Regions from separate parts of the Homo sapiens genome. Here region 1 is linked to region 2. Evidence: read pairs that join two places in POLR2A ChIA-PET (ENCODE). Cell type or tissue: IMR-90. All regions are shown on one strand.

Region 1 (8,000 bases), 280 kb after region 2:
GCTCCCCCTCAGGGTCAATAGCTTTTCTTGGGTTCTTCCATATCCTTCCAGAATTTCATTATGCAAATAAAACAAAAACAAACATAAATGCTTTTTTCTTCCCCCTTTAAACAGAAAGACTCTTATTATACAAGTTATTACATAAATGTACCCTATTAAATTTTAAAACTTTAATTTTTTTCACTACATATGTATTTTCCCTTCTATGTCGACAGAGTCCTCCTGCAGGATGGCCAGCTTCACGGTAGGGGTGCAGCAGCATCCTCTGCAACTAACTTTTCTTTCTTCTTTTTTTTTTTTTTTTTTTTTTTTTTTTTGAGACAGAGTTTCGCTCTTGTTGCCCAGGCTGCCTGGAGTGCAGTGGCGTGATCTCAGCTCACCGCAACCTCCGCCTTCCGCGTTCCATCGATTCTCCTGCCTCAGCCTCCCCAGTAGCTGGGATTACAGGCATGCTCCACCACACCCGGCTAATTTTGTATTTTTAGTAGAGACAGGGTCTCTCCATGTTGGTTAGGCTGGTCTCGGACTCCCGACCTCAGGTCATCCGCCCGACTCGGCCTCCCAAAGTGCTGGGATTACAGGCGTGGGCCACCACGCCCGGCCTGTAACTAACTTTTCTACCGAGGCCAGTGCTTAGACAGGCTCCCTGCTGCTGTCAGAGCGAGTTGGGAATAGGACGGTACTGCATCCTGTCTCTGCACCTGACTTTAATGAGGGATGTGTGTGCCCTTATTCAGTGCTCTCTGGTAACCTCTAGGTTCCACATGAATAGATTTGGTTAGTAATGTGGGATTGGTTGGAGAGCGGCTGCTGAGTGCTTGTATCATTTGTTAGGCCTCAGGAACTCCCATGAGTGAAGGTGTCCAGTGGAAACTGGTTGGTTGGTGTCCAGCCAAACCCTCTTTGGAAAGGGCTCTGCCGGAGACAGGCCCGCCACACGTGCCTTTGAAAGATGTGGCTAAGGACATAACTGCTATGAGTGGAGGCAGTGTGATTATATGAAGCATCATCACAAATTTACTCCTTTAATAAACCTGCTGATATTCAGGAAGGGCATTCTCAATATTCCCTTTGTACTTCTCCTCAGTGTCAGGCCCAGGAAGCTGCAATTGGATACCAAAAAGGTATAAATGCCAGCAATGTTATCACCAACAATCTTGGTTGTTGCTTGGGCTGCGGGTTCCCAGGTCTTCAAGGGAAAGGCTGCTTATTGAAGATTTCATGCTCTGTACCAGTGGTGCAAAGTCAATTAGCACTCCAGTGAATCATTTTTCGTTCTCTCTCTTTTTTTTTTTTTTGAGACAGGGTCACACTCTATTGCTCAGGCTGGAGTGCAGTAGTGCCATCTCAGCTCACTGCAACCTCTGCTTCCTGGATTCAAGTGATTCTTGTGCCTCAGCCTCCCGAGTAGCTGGGATTACAGGTATGCACCAACACACCTGGCTAATTTTTGTATTTTTAGTAGAGACACGTTTTCTCCATGTTGGCCAGGCTGGTCTCAAACTCCTGGCCTCAAGTGATCTGCCCACCTCGGCCTCCCAAAGTGCTGGGATTACAGGTGTGAGCCAGCTGGCCCAGCCCAGTTAATGACTTTTTAAAAACATGCCCAGGAATATATACTAATCCTATCCAGAAGTCAACTCCCAGAGGTGGATTTAACTTGAAGCAAATGAAGCTTAAATTTCAGGGTCTCTCACTACCCAAATCCCTGCAAGACCTTATGTCCTAACTTATACTGCTAATTTATTTATTTAGTTTGTAAAGAGTGCCCTCCAAGTTGTATCAGCTTCATGCCAACAAAACCTGACCCTGACCCTGTTTACTGCCATTTCCAGTCATCAGTTATCTGCTAACTGATTGTCCAAGTTTCAGCTTTACCCAGGGCAACTCTTGCTCTCAGAAGTATAGTTAACTATTTTCCTAGTTGTCTCCCAGTTCTTTTTTTGTTTGTTTGTTTTTTTGTTTTTTTAGCTCAGTTACCCAGGCTGGGATGCAGTGGCGAGATCAGAGCTCACTGAAGCCTTGTTGTTCGTTTGTTTTAATATTTATTTTCCACTTAGCTTGCAAGGCAAGGAGACTGTGAAATGCTCTGGTCTGTCCCTCGTGGGAGAATGTACGATAAAGAATGAAGTCACTAGGACTGATGCTTTGCACGGGGCTCAAGGGAGTTGTTCTCTCCAAGAGCACTAACGGAGGTGCAGGGACCAGAGGAGGCTCATCCAGTACTTCTGGAGAGGAAGCTTGTCTCTGTGTCTTCCCTTTTGTTTGAAATGAGCCCCTAGGACATAAACTTCACATGTAAAGGATGCAGATATTTCAAAGCCACCTGTAAAGGGTTTGGGGATCAACTCTACTGCTTCTTAGCTCTGTTAGTGAGGATCACTGGAAATGGACAGTATTTCTATTTTTGAATTTAACTGGAATTTGAAGGGTTGACAGTTTGGTCATCTCCTATTTTTCCGGAGAGTTTCCATTCTTTTTGTTTTTGTTTTTAATTACTTTTTTTCCAGATCAACAGAGCACAATGTAAGGAGTCTAATCTCTGAAGTTCAGCTCTGCTTTCGTGAAATCACATCACTTTTGCTTAATAACACCATCAGCGGTATGTGGCCGGGTTTTTATTCCAGTTGCTGTGTACTTAACAGAATAAATAAATGCTTAGGAATTGAATGTTTATCTCCCAGAAGCTACTTTGTATCCTTTTGATAATCATCTTAAATTCTAATTTTTTTAAAGTGGGAAAACACAGATAGGAAACTGTGTAATAAACACATTTATTCAACAAAGGCCTCTAATTATTCATTTATTATTGATACATTTTAATTCATGAAAGAAGAAATATTTTTACTAATATTTCTTGCAGCCAAAAATTTGTTATTGTTTGTGCATTTCTATAGGAAAGTTTGGAATTTTTTTTTTGAGGTGGGAAGTAATTGGTTTTTTAAGAAGAAATGTCCCTTTAACAGGCCAAATTGTGCAACTCTATAGTCACAGAGAAGGGCAGGCAAAGGCAGAGTGATTGCTAACTTACTTTTCCATTTTAAAGCTTGTAAATTGATTTTTTTAAACTTCATTTTTATAGAAATATGTTTCCACAGTTCTCATCTATAAATTATTTGCCCTGATAATTCATAGCCAGCTTTGATTTTTATTCTTTGGTTTTCAAACTCAGAAGCCCTGAAAAGAGTTTACATACATAGAAAAATTGTAAGTAAATCCAAAATCATCAAAGACAGATTAAGATTACAAGTAAAAACTCACCATGTGCTCCTTAAGAACAACCTTAGAAGCCAGGAGCGCTGGCTCACTCCGGTAGTCCCAGCACTTTGGGAGGCCGAGGTGGGCAAATCACCTGAGGTCAGGAGTTCGAGACCAGCCTGGCCAACACGGCAAAACCCCGTCTCTACTGAAAATACAAAAATCAGCCAGGTGTGGTGGTATGCACCTGTATTCCCAGCTACTTGGGAGGCTGAGGCAGGAGAATTGCTTGAACCCAGGAGGCAGAGGTTGCAGTGAGCTGAGATTACATCACTGCATTCCAGCCTGGGTGACAAGGCGGGACTCTGTCTCAAAAAAGGAAAAAAAAAAAGAATAACCTTAGAGAGTTAATTGGGTTTATCTTGTCAGCTACCTCCACAGTGCTAGGCAGGCATCTGATCAACATTAGAAATAACAGAAAAGAAAGGAGAAGGACGCAGACACTCTGGGTGACAGTGACATTCATGTAGTGTTTATATTGCAACCTAAGGTGCATTTACCACCACTCCTGAAAATAAGAAAAAAGCATGCAAATACCTGCACCAGAGAGTAAAACTGAAATATCTTTTTTAATTGGCTCAATTATTTTCATACTTCTGCCATCTATGGCAGATATTTGTGACATGTGACAGGAAAGTTCTCAGGTTAGGGATCAAAAAGTCATTGACAATTGCAATAGGATATATTATGAAGGAGGAAAAAGAGTGCTTATTCTTTATGGAAAGAAAATATCTCATGCCCCATATTGGGTAATATCTGCCTTCCAATTCTTTCTTTTGTTTGGTGTCAGAAAACAAATTGATGCAACTTGCTTATGCTCTCTGGTAAAAAAAATAAATAAATAAGAAAGGAAGAAAGAAAGAGAGAAAGAAGGAAGGAAGGAAAGGAAGGAAGGAAGGAGAGAGAGAAAGAAAGAAAGAGAAAGAAAGAAAGAAAGAAAGAGAAAGAAAGAAGAGAAAAGAAAGAAAGGGAAAGGAAGGAAGGAAGGGAGAGAGAGAAAGAAAGAAAGAGAAAGAAGGAAGGAAAGAAAGAGGAAGATAAAGAAAAAGAAAGAAAAAAGGAAAAGAGAGAAAGAAAGAAAAAGAAAAGAAAGAAGAAAGAAAAAAAGAAAGAAAGAAAGGAAGAAAGGCACATTGAGGCCTCAGCTCACATGAGGGGTAGAGATGGGAGTTTTAGTTAAAGGGAGTTTTGTAAAAGGCAGCATTGCTTCTGATCACAAAATCCTGCCATGTTGTGTAAAGTTCATTGCTGGAAGCTGATTTTTACCTAACTTTTATCATCCGTAAGAGTTATAGACATATATTTGGTATGTTGGTACATATGTTGACTAAAATGCAATACTTCATATAAAATAAAGATCCATTTGTATAATAGGATTATAGAGTATTATCATGTAGCGTATATATGCAAGACTGTTTTTTCTTCCCATGCATACAAATTCATCTCAATGCCTACCCTTCTTCACTCTTTTAAAAACCTATACAATCTTGTAGATGTCTTCATTGACTCTTGCATATGGTTGTTCTGTGTGTTTCCACTAGAGGCGAACTTAACTTGGTGTAATGAATTCTGTTAGCTTTCATAAAGATAACATACCACGTGACACGAGGTTCTGGCCAGCCTGCTATGGAGCAATGCAATTTTACATTCTCCTTCTCCCAAACCGTGTGGGAGCGAGGTTTAATGATAAACTCAGGAGCATGGAGAAGATGGTCTTCATTCAGCTTGGCATGATATGTCTCGGTTTCTTCTAACTGAAAAAACAAATATGCAAACAAACATATTACCAAAATACCAATAAATCAAAGTGAATTTTGGTGCTAAAATAACAAGTAGAAGGCAAAAGTTTTATTTTTCCATTTGGAAGCTTAATTTTTTGTAGAGAAAATGCACTCCCTTCTCCCTTTTAAGAACAGAGGTAGTTATTTGACATTTAACATTCTAAGCTTAAGCAACATCTTTGATTTCTTTTTCTTTTTTTTTTTTTTTTTTTTGGCCCGGACTGGAGTGCACTGGTGCAACCTGCATCACTGCAGCCTCTGCCTCCCAGGTTCATGCGATTCTTGTGCCTCAGCCTCCCGAGTAGCTGGGATTACAGGCATGCACCACCATGCCTGGCTAATTTTTGTATTTTTAGTAGAGATTTTAGGGGTTTCACCATGTTGGCTAGGCTGGTCTCGAACTCCTGTCCTCAAGTAATTCTCCTGCCTTGGCCTCCCAAAACTGGGATTACAGGTGTGAGCCGCCACACCTGATCATATTTTACTTCTCCAAGGTGGATTTCTTAAGGCTCTCTAAAATCTTTAATTTTCTTAAAACCTAAAATTCCATGGAGTTTAAAACTATTGTTTGCTTTCTTTGACCTACATATTAATATTTTAATGTCTTTCTCCTTGTTTTCTTACGTTTTGTTTCTCCAAAAGACCACATATTCTTCATTTGAAACAAATCAGCTGGGTGCAGTGGCTCACACCTATAATCCCAACATTTGGGGAGGCCGAGGTGGGTGGATCACTTGAGGTCACGAGTTCAAGACCAGCCTTGCCAACATGGCGAAACCCCACCTCTACCAGAAAAAAAAAAACAACAACGAAAATTAGCTGGGTGTGGTGGCACGTGCCTGTAATCCCAGCTACTTGGGAGGCTGAGGCAGAAGAATCGCTTGAATCCGGGAGGCGGAGGCTGCAGTGAGCTGAGACTGCGCCACTGCACTCCAACCTGGGGGACAGAGTGAGACTCCATCTCAAAAGGAAAAAAAAAAAGAAACAAATCAATCTATATCTACACACACACACACACACACACACACCCCTTATGACATGCATTTCCACCTTTGTAAGTTACTTTAAACTGTCTTTTCTTACTGTTTTCCTCAGGGACAGGCGTTCTGCCTTTTCTCGAATCACAACTTTCCTTGACTTCTTTTCAGAAGTTTCTTCCTGTTGAAGAGCGGATGTGGCCTGTTTGGAAACCACAGACTGCCTGGATGCCGTGGACTGCCTGGATGCCGTGGACTGCTTGGATGCTGTGGACTGCTTGGATGCCGTGGACTGCTTAGATGCCGTGGTCTGCTTGGATGCCGTGGACTGTTTAGATGTTGTGATTCCTTCCTCACTAGCAAGAAGATTCCTCTGGGCTATATAAGCAGCAGCTTCTTTAATTCTTTCTTCTTCCGTATCAGTAATTCCACTGACATGCTTTTGACTAAAACACAACAATGGCAAAATGTAGATGTTGTGGATGGCAGTGATAAGATTGAGTAATTTTACTAAGTTCAAAGTACCACATCTCAGACACTGTATCCTGCACCAAAAGAAAATCCGACATAGAAAAAGCAGGTGAATCAGAAGCTGACACTTCATGTACAGAAGTATTCCTCACCTTAACAAATAACAACAATAATAACACCTATGATGGCCCTGGTGCTTTTCACATACACTATCTTGTTTCATCCCCTTACAAACCCTATGAGATAAACTTTTTTTTTTTTTTTGATATGGAGTCTCGCTCTTGTTGCCCAGGCTGGAGTGCAGTGGTGCGATCTCAGCTCACTGCAACCTTGGCCTCCTTGTTCAAGCAATTCTCCTGCCTCAGCCTCTCAAGGAGCTGGGATTACAGGCTCCTGCTACCATGCCTGGCTAATATTTTGTAATTTTAGTAGAGACAGGGTTTCACCATGTTGGCCAGGCTGGTCTCGAATTCCTGACCTGAGGTGATCCACCAGCCTTGGCCTCCCAAAGTGCTGGGATTACAGGCATGATCCACCGTGCCTGGCCAAGATAAATTATTATTTCTGTTTTAAATATATGGTAACGAAGTTCAGATAAGTTAGATAACTTGGCCAAGGTCGTCTCACTGGTTGTCTTAGTGTGTTTAAACATGATTTTGTTTAAAATAAAAGATTATGGTTCCTTTCCAGAAAAGCTATATTGTCAAATGAGATCTAGTTTGTGTGCCTGTGACCCTGATACATGAGTAGGAGCTTGATCTGGGTTCTGTCACTTTGCTGATGTAATGCATTGCCTGGAGTTGTTACAGGTATGAATAAGTTCTGAATTTACATGAGGTTCCTTATGCCTACTGGGTTTCTTTCTAAGATAATACATGTTGTGTGTGCATATACTATGTGTGTACCTATACTATATACTAAGAAATTATCAAACTTGTGATGGAAGTGGTGACGTTTATAAATGTGACTCGTTATTATTCATAATTGACAATAGTAAGGGAGTGGCAACATCCCAAGTGCAATGCCTACTGTGGCAGTTTATGATAGAATCTGTGCTGTGATTTATTCATGTCGTTTAAAAATATTTGAATTATTTTAACATATTTCAATGCCTTTTGTTGTTAACCCCCTCAAATGTTTCGTGAGAGAGTGTATTGATTACATCGAAGATTCTCTTGACATTGAGTCTCCTTAGACCTCTTAAGACAGAATCGTGCATTCTAAGAATGATTACTTCAGAATGTAAGCAAATGCTGCCATTGTGTTAGCAAGTTCCTAGCATCTAAATCTATGCTGCTTGCTGAGGAATGAGATTCCACATTTGCCAAGATTGGGGTTTCTCATGGACTATTCCTAAAACATCTGGCAGACGAGATGAGTCCACGTTGTTTCTGACTAAATGTAGTGAGTAAATTTTAAGTTTTTTTCTCTCTCCGTAAATATTAATAAGCTAATCCCTACTATGGATGTTAGTAATATGTCCATTATTATTTGGGGGGCAGGAAGAAGATGA
Region 2 (8,000 bases):
GGTTCGTGTAAACCGCAGCTGCTCTACTGCATCTTAGCCTTGAACTTAGAGCTGCAGTGTTCGGAGAATGGAGCTTTCCCAGAGCTGCATGCATAAATGCCTCTGGGATCTTTAAAAAAAACAAAAACAAAAAACTCCTCGGCTCACTCAGGAGATCGCTGCTCAGCAGCAGGGATGAGGTGAGGGCCAGGAATTTGTAATTAAATTTATAACTAAAAAAAACCGCTAGCTCTAGTCCTGGAAATTGAAGGCTACCCCAGAGGCAGAGGGATCTACCCACCCCAGGTAAGCTGTGCCCAAAAAGAAAGAGGAGGTGGGGGGGAGGGAGGACACAGAATGAACCACTGACTGACACTGCGCCACCAATAGAAGTCAGCTTTGTGTGAGCCCACTTACGGACTCGATTCTGTTCCAGTTTTTGAGGTCTCTCCTGGTGGCTTACTCATTTAGCTTTATAGTGAGTCTTAAAATCAAGCAGTATAGATCCTCCTATGCGCTTCCATATAAATTTTAGAAACAGCTTGTGAATTTCTTTCTTGCTATTTTATTTTTTTTCAGCGGAGTCTTGCTCTGTCACCCAGGCTGGAGTGCAGTGGCACAATCTCGGCTCACTGCAACCTCTGCCTCCTGGGTTCAAGCAATTCTCCTGCCTCAGCCACCCGAATAGCTGGGATTACAGGCGCCCACCACCACGACCCACTAATTTTGTATTTTTAGTAGAGACAGGGTTTCACCATGTTGGCCAGGCTGGTTTCAAACTCCTGACCTCAGGTGATCCATCCACCTCAGCCTCCCAAAGTGCTGGGATTACAGGCGTGAGCCACCGCGCGCGGCCCAGCTTGTGAATTTCTAAAAAAAATTTAAAAATTCCAAGAGCTGCTGATGCTCAGCTGAGTGAGTGCCTTCTCTGTCGGGGTTCTGTGATAGCAAATTACTTTCCAGCTCAAATGTATTGCCACAGATTTTAGCACACATGACTAAAGCTGTATTTATATTTCAACATCCACGAGTTTGTACTTTGCAGAAATTTAGACGCATTTTCTATATTTAGCCCTATCCCACGAGTTTCACCATTCTTATGTCTGGATTCTTATTATTTTGGTGTCAATATGGTCCCTTCTGCCTTAACAACCAACACAGTGCTCCCTCTTATAAGCTTGAGGGTTTTTTTTTTCATTCAAACCAAATTCAAAAACAGCATTCATTCATTCATTTATTTATTTACTCATTTATTTTTGAGACAGGGTCTTGCTCTGTTGCCCAGGCTGGAGTACAGTGGTGTGATTATATCTCACTACAGCCTTGAACTCCTGGGCTCATGCTATCCTCCTGCGTCAGCCTCCTGAATAGCCAGAACTACAAGCACACATTACCATGCCCAGCTACTTTTTAAAATTTTTTGTCGAGACAGAGTCTGGCTATGTTGAAAGGCTGGTCTTGAACTCTTGGCCTCAAGCAATCCTCCCACTGCAGCCTCCTAATGTACTGGGATTGCAGGCATGAGCCACAGTGCCCAGCTCAAAAGCAGTGTTGAGATGGACATCGACTTGGAGTAGAACTATTCCAGGGAATGCATGTTTGCCTTCTCAGCCCCAGGGATACTTTTACATGCCTACTTGTGAGCCACCTTGGTGGCCTGCCCTCCTGTCCCGCAGGGGAGACCAACTGTTTCTTCGAAAAAGCCCCTTTATCTAAGCTCACCCCGGGCCCATTTAGCACCACAAGCGACAGTTTCTCTGAATTTTCTGATGAGTCCAGCATTTCTCATGCTTCAGTCCGTGATGGTATGGGGTTATTTCCCAGGAACTAGAGCTTTGCCACTCAGCAGAGCAGTCAACTGTGAAAGCATCTTCCATCCATCCGCCTAGCATTCTGTATGTCAGCACTTTGATGCTTTTTTTAAAAAAAAGTCTGAAGTCTTGATCAGCATCTTTAAAATACTTCTCCAGTTTCAGCATTTGGTCAGCAGGTATACCTTCTGGATGGCAGGGAGATCAGATTTCACCTTCACTGGACTTCTGATGAATTACACTTAACATTTGCACAGTGTTTTACAAATAGCGGGGCATTAAAAGGGCACACCCACATCCATTGCTTGGTCTGATTGGCATCAATTTCTGCCTGGATGACAGGAGGGCACTGCAGGTTGAGCCCGTTGCATGGACAAGGTTTCAGTGGCTTTCCCACAGCCGAGTCTCAACCACAGGCTCTAACAGCTAAGGCCAGGCTTTCTCCAACAGCCTCTTCTCTGTGACAAGACACCCCTTAGTTGCCAAGAACAGGGCCAACCCTTTCCCCAGGTCTCCTCCTGCAGCCCAGCTGCTCAGGGCTCTTGCAGAAAGCAGGGCTTCCTGGAGACAGCAGGCAACCCCTGACTCCTGTAATGAGCGAGGGTGTTAGTTCAGGGGGAAGACACTCGTTTTTAGCACATCAGCCCCATGAATTATTGGGGATTTTCTTAGGAAAGTCTTTGTTTTAATAAAAGTTGAAATTGATGTTTGGTTTTGAAATTGACTTTTAATAGGAGCTTTCGAGGAGAGGGAATGGCCTTTAATCCCTACACGTCAGGTTCACCCATGGTGAGGCTGTGACCCTACCCGACCCGTGCGGAGTGTCAGGCAGGCCTGGTGCAGTGTGGCTGGTCTGTCCCTATCATTCCTCAGGAGTTAAAACACATGAGGAGCAACCTTGGCTCTTATGAAGAATTCATTTCAAATGGTCTGTTCTTGAATTAGAAACACATGTTCAGTTCAGAAAGCAGTCGGCTGCTGGAGAGGTCTCTTTCCAGAATGAGCAGAGTGCTATCCAGCCTTTGTTAGGACTTGGTCATAAATGTGTGCGTTCGGCACCCCACGTGATGCTGTGGACTAAGCCAGAGCTAGGAGAGGCCAGGGCTGGGGGCACCCATCCCAGTGAGACGTCGCTTTTTCATGACTGTCTCTGCTATGATGTGGCGGGCTGCTTTGGAGCCTTCAGCCATCCACGGCACTCATGCACGGACTCCCCAAGGAGATCCACTGAGGATATCTGGCTCAAGGAATATCTTAGTTCATTCTTTTTCCTCTGCCTTCCACTAGTGTAACAAGTCTGGGTGTTGAGGGTGTAATGGATATATTAAAATGGATTATAGTAAAAGACAGAATGATCACTGTCCTATAGGTATCAGAACTGCCTTGTTAGGACCCCAGAATGGCAATTATTTTTGGCAAAATTAGGGTTCCCAACTTAATGGCTGGCAGGAATTAGGGTGCATGGCCCATAGCGCCTGTCATAGATAGGTTGAGCCTTCTTTTATTCACCCAATACTTAAATTGTTCAATGTCAGTTACCAGGCCTTGTGCTAGGCCCTGGGGATGGCAGAGAATTAAGATGCTCAAGTACTCATCAGTCAGCCAGAGAGGAAAGGTCTGAACCACAGAAAGAGCCCCCAGAGGTTCATGTTGTTTCCTGGTGCAGAGGCAGGACTGTTCAAGCCTGCTGGGCCAATCCAAGAAGGCTTCATGGAAGAGGTGGTTTTGAACTGCGACTTCAGGAGTGGGTGCCGTTTGTCTCAGTGAGGGTGCTGGAAGAGGCCATTTCAGGGGTGCACATGGTAAAGGCACGAAGCCAGGGAAGTCACATGAGAGCTGGGTACCAGTGAGCATACTGATGGCAGCCAAAGGAGGCGGGGGACTCAGAACGTCAGGCCGGAGAGAGTCAGTTTGATTTTTACGAGAAGTGGAGAACAATGGAAGATTTTTGAGCAAAAAATAATATGATTAGAATGCTTTCTAAGAGCATTCTGGAAAAGGTGTGAATGAAGGATCCAAGCAATATTTCCAAATTAGAATCAGCTGGGCTTAGCAACAAATTTGTGTGTGAAGGAGCAGGAGGGGGAGACCAAAGGAGAAGGAAGAGTGAAACAGGACTCTGTGCCTGGATGAGGGAGAACAAGGGCGGATTTCAGAGGAAAAGGGTGATTTGACGGGTTGGTGAGGACAGGGGAGAAAATAAGGGCCAGTTTGGGTGGCCTGTGCTTTGCCATTTTAAGATGCTTTGCTGACTAACTTATCGAGGGTTGAAGGACAGAGGAAAATTCTGTTTTCCCCTGAGTTTTAGATAGAGAGACATACGCTTGGGCTAAAAGGAAGAAACTAGTGGGGAGGAAGGAAAGAGAGGTTGAGAAGAGAGAGGAGTGATGTCAGATGGAGCTGATCCAAGAAGAGGAGGGAGGGTGGGGCTGGGGCTCAGGCAGAGGCGTGTGCCCTGGGAGGCAGGCCAGCTTCTGAGCCAGGGAGACGGTGTCCAGAGAGGAGGAAAGAAAAGAAAGATGAGGAGTCAACTCAAGTGTGCTTGGATTAGAGGGGAAAGGGCAGAAACAGGCCGTCAGTGTCTTCTACAATTATATTTTATAAAAATAAGTAAAATAACACTAAGAAGCTCATAATGAAAACCAGCTCCCCTGTTCCCTTCCCCATCCTTCTTCCCACGCCCCAGAGGCAGCCACATGTAAATCTTCCAGCTGTTTCTTTTCTTTGGTACTTACCTCCGTATTTCTAAATTGATTTATCAGCTTTAGACATTGTATATTGACCCCCCCTTCCTCCCAATTCCCAACAGAGTTATCCTACAGTCAATATGCAACATCTATGCTATGCTGAGCTCAATAGCTCTCTAAGGTTGTGTTGCTTTCCTTTTTACTTTTCTCTTAATTGGTAGTAGTGTTGCTTATATCCTATGTATCTATTTTGGAGTCTTCCTACCCTTCAACAGCCTCTTAATACAATTTTCTACATCATAAAAAGTATCAGATCATTTGTCAGTTCCATTTTTTTTAAAAATTGACCTCCCTCCTGGAATTCTTGCTCTTTCTGATCTAACCTGGACTGGTTATTTTCTAGACTTTTGCAATAAGGCTTTCAATCTGAGCCTGCCTTCACTACTATCCTAGAAAAGTCTTTAGCCTCTCTCCCCTTTCTTTTACTCTCTGTTGCTTTTTCATGGTTTACTCCCTTGTTTCAGTAGTGCACATTTCCCAATACCTTTTTAAGAAAGGGTGCGTGAGAGATGGCATTTTATAATTTTTTAAATATTGCCTGTCTAAAAATATCTTTATTCTACTCTTGTAATTGATGGGTATTTTTGCTGGGTACAGATTTCAAGGTTGACAATTACATTCTAGCATTGTTTGATGACATTGTTCCCTTCTCTTCTAGTTTCCAATACTGTTGAGAAGCCTGGTGATGCCTTCCTGATTTGCAGTCACTTTTTATATTTTTTCCCTTGAAAGTTTGTAATATCTCCTTTTTATCTTCAGTGTTCTGAATGTGGCTTGGTTTATTCCTCTTATTCAGTAATTGTGCTGGCATCTTTCATTTTCTTCAGTTCTGGGAAGTTGTGTGTTTATTTGATAATTCTCTCCTTACCATCCCATTACCCCTACATACCAGTTTTTCTGATTTCTTTTTTTCTGGAAGGACTTCCTAGGTTGACCCTTTAATTTTCTTATGATTTCCTTCCTATTGATCATCATTTCGTCATCATGTTCTACCTTCTGAAAGATTTCCTTGATTTTTATCTACCAACCCTTTCATGGAAATCTCTGGTTTTGGCAAGTGCCTTTTTAATCAGCAAAGGCTCACCCTTATTCTCTGACTATCCCTTTTGTATAGCAATCAATTCTTGCATCTTGGATGCAGTATCTTCTACTTCTCTGAGGGTAGGATGTGTTTATTTTCTTGCACTGTGTCTGTCTCTTTAGAGTTCCTTTTCTTTAGTTGGTGTGGCTTGCTTTGGTCCCTGTCGTTCACACAGGCGGCTTTCCTCATATGTCAGGTGATTTTGACTTTGGTTCACATTTAATGGGGAGACACTAGATAGAGTTTCACGACTGTGGGCATCATAGGGTCAATTTGAAGAATCCTCCTATATCCAGCTAGAGGTATAAGCAAGTGGCTGGGAGCTTAGCAGAGGATGGGGACTGTGAGCCTCCTTATTCAGGGAGCAGACTTTCGCTTAGTGTTTTTAGACTGGTATCTTACTCCTATCTTCCACTGTAGCTGGTATCTGCATGTTTTTCAATCCCTCTGCCTCAGTTTCTCTGTCTAACCCAGCCTTTCTCAACCAGGGTTCTAAAGAGATGTAAATCCTGATGCCATTCTATTGTATGGCGTGAACTAACTTCTCTGTATCTAGAATGGAATTAGCTCTGTATCATCCTCAGGGAAAACTGAGAGAGTAATCACTCAAATTGTTTTCTCTTGGGCTTCTCTCATGGAACATTGGTCAGGAAAGGCTGTTGGAGAAACTGCCTCTCTCAGGGTGTTCTGGCAACCTGCCTCTGTGGGTGGGGCGGGGGGGGGGCATGTATTTGATCTGCCATATTTATCTTAGTTTTATTTTTTTAATTTTTAGTTGTTATGTGTACAGAGTAGATATATATATATATGGGGTACATGAGGTATTTTGATACAGGCATGCAGTGTATAATAATCGGGGTAATAGGGTATCTATTACCCAAAGCATGTGCCATTTCTTTACAGACATTCCAATTCTACTCTTTTATTTAAAAATGTGCAAAAGATAATTGCTGACTGCAGTCACCCTGTTGTGCTATCAGATACTAGATCTTATTAACTCTGTCTAACTATATTTTTGAACCCATCAACCACCTCCACTGCCCTTCTCCCCAGCTTAGTGAGGCTGGAGTGCAGCGGGCGATCTCGGCTCCCTGCAACCTCCACCTCCTGGGTTCAAGTGATTCTCCTGCCTCAGCCTCCCGAGTAGCTGGGATTACAGGTGCGCTCCACTACCCCGGGCTAATTTTTGTTTTTTTGTTTTTTTTTTTTGGATATTTGGAAGAGATGAGGTTTCGCCATCTTGGTCAGGCTGGTCTCGAATTTGGGGGCTCAAGTGATCCGGCCGCGTCGGCCTCCCAAAGTGCTGGGATTACGGGCGTGAGCCACCGCGCCCGGCCCGCTTAGGGAGTTTTAAAACAAAACTAGACGGCAGGTCGGGAGGCAGCCGCCGATTTTTGTCGGGTCCTAAACAAAAATCAAATGTGTTGCGCTTTGGAACTCTGGGCATCGTGGGCACCAGGCTGACGGGGGCGGCGGGGATGGCGTTTCTTGGCGAGCGGGTCCCTCAGCCAGGCCCGGGTATTGTCAGGCGTCCCGTGGACGGTCGGGAGGGGCTTCCTGGAGGGCTCGTTCCGGGAACGAGTTCAAAGGAGGAAAGGGCGGCAGCTTCCGGCGCCTTCCCCAGAGGGCCGGGAGACGCACGCCAGGAGCTTCCTCCGTTGGAAGTCCCTTCCGCTGGCGACGTGGGCGCTGTGGCCGCGGCCCTCGTGGAGCCTGAGCCCTCCTCACGGCCTCCGCGCAGCCCTGGGGCCCCCCGGCAGGGTCCCTCGGCAGCCCGCGGGAGAGGCCGTGGGGCCCCGGCAGGAGTGTGGTTCAGAGACGGTGCGGGGGTCGGTGGCCTCAGGTCCCTTTCAGTCACTTGCGACGCACCCGCGGTTTCCGCGTGCTGTGAAATCGGGAATTGTTGATGCCGGAGCCAAGAGTGAGGCCGGTTTGGAAAGTGCAGCCGTCTGCGCCGGAGAGGCTGGAAACGCCCCGGCCCCGGGCAGGGGTCCCCGGCGGCGTCCGGGTGGCCCGCGGCGTCCTCGGAAGATGCGGGCGGACGCCCGTGTGTCCCGCTGGCCTGACGTCGCAGGGGTGGCCGCAGAGTCCTCACGGGGACCCCGCTCGCCGGGACTCATGGAGGGGACCCTGACGGGGCAGTCAGGGCTGAGGTTTCCTAATCCCGTGTGTTTCTTTCTCCCCGACGCCCGGCAGAGGCGCCCTCGCCCCCGCCGCCCGCAGAGGCCCCGAAGGAGCCGCTGCAGCCCGAGCCCGCCCCGCCGAGGCCCAGCGGCCCCGCAACCGCAGAGGACCCTGGGCGACGGCCCGTCCTGCCCCAGCGGCCCCCCGAGGAGAGGCCGCCCCAGCCGCCAGGCTCCACCGGGGTCATCGCGGAGACGG

The links. ChIA-PET counts read pairs that join two places held together with the same protein. Peaks named below come from ENCODE experiments on the same cell type or tissue, not always from the same donor. Only the 100,000 strongest peaks of a DNase experiment are listed, where the experiment ranks them.
Region 1: POLR2A ChIA-PET joins it to region 2 with 21 read pairs; 2 of 35 experiments call an interaction of 5 or more read pairs at or near these places.

What each region holds. Positions count from the first base shown.
Region 1 is chr18:3,182,626-3,190,625 of GRCh38, forward strand. MYOM1 (myomesin 1) reads right to left here. Exons shown (of 38, transcript NM_003803.4): 4 at 6,123-6,462; 5 at 4,855-5,012. Among named protein-coding and RNA genes, the nearest start is that of MYOM1, 33 kb to the right of the region's middle. In IMR-90, a CTCF peak has its summit at 4,771; no DNase peak of the experiment used is centred here; H3K27me3 peaks cover 180 bases.
Region 2 is chr18:2,898,969-2,906,968 of GRCh38, forward strand. EMILIN2 (elastin microfibril interfacer 2) reads left to right here. Exons shown (of 8, transcript NM_032048.3): 5 at 7,815-8,000. Among named protein-coding and RNA genes, the nearest start is that of EMILIN2, 56 kb to the left of the region's middle. RefSeq lists a silencer at 7,317-8,000. In IMR-90, a CTCF peak has its summit at 7,802; a DNase peak (open chromatin) is centred at 4,213; H3K4me3 peaks cover 162 bases; H3K27me3 peaks cover 2,345 bases.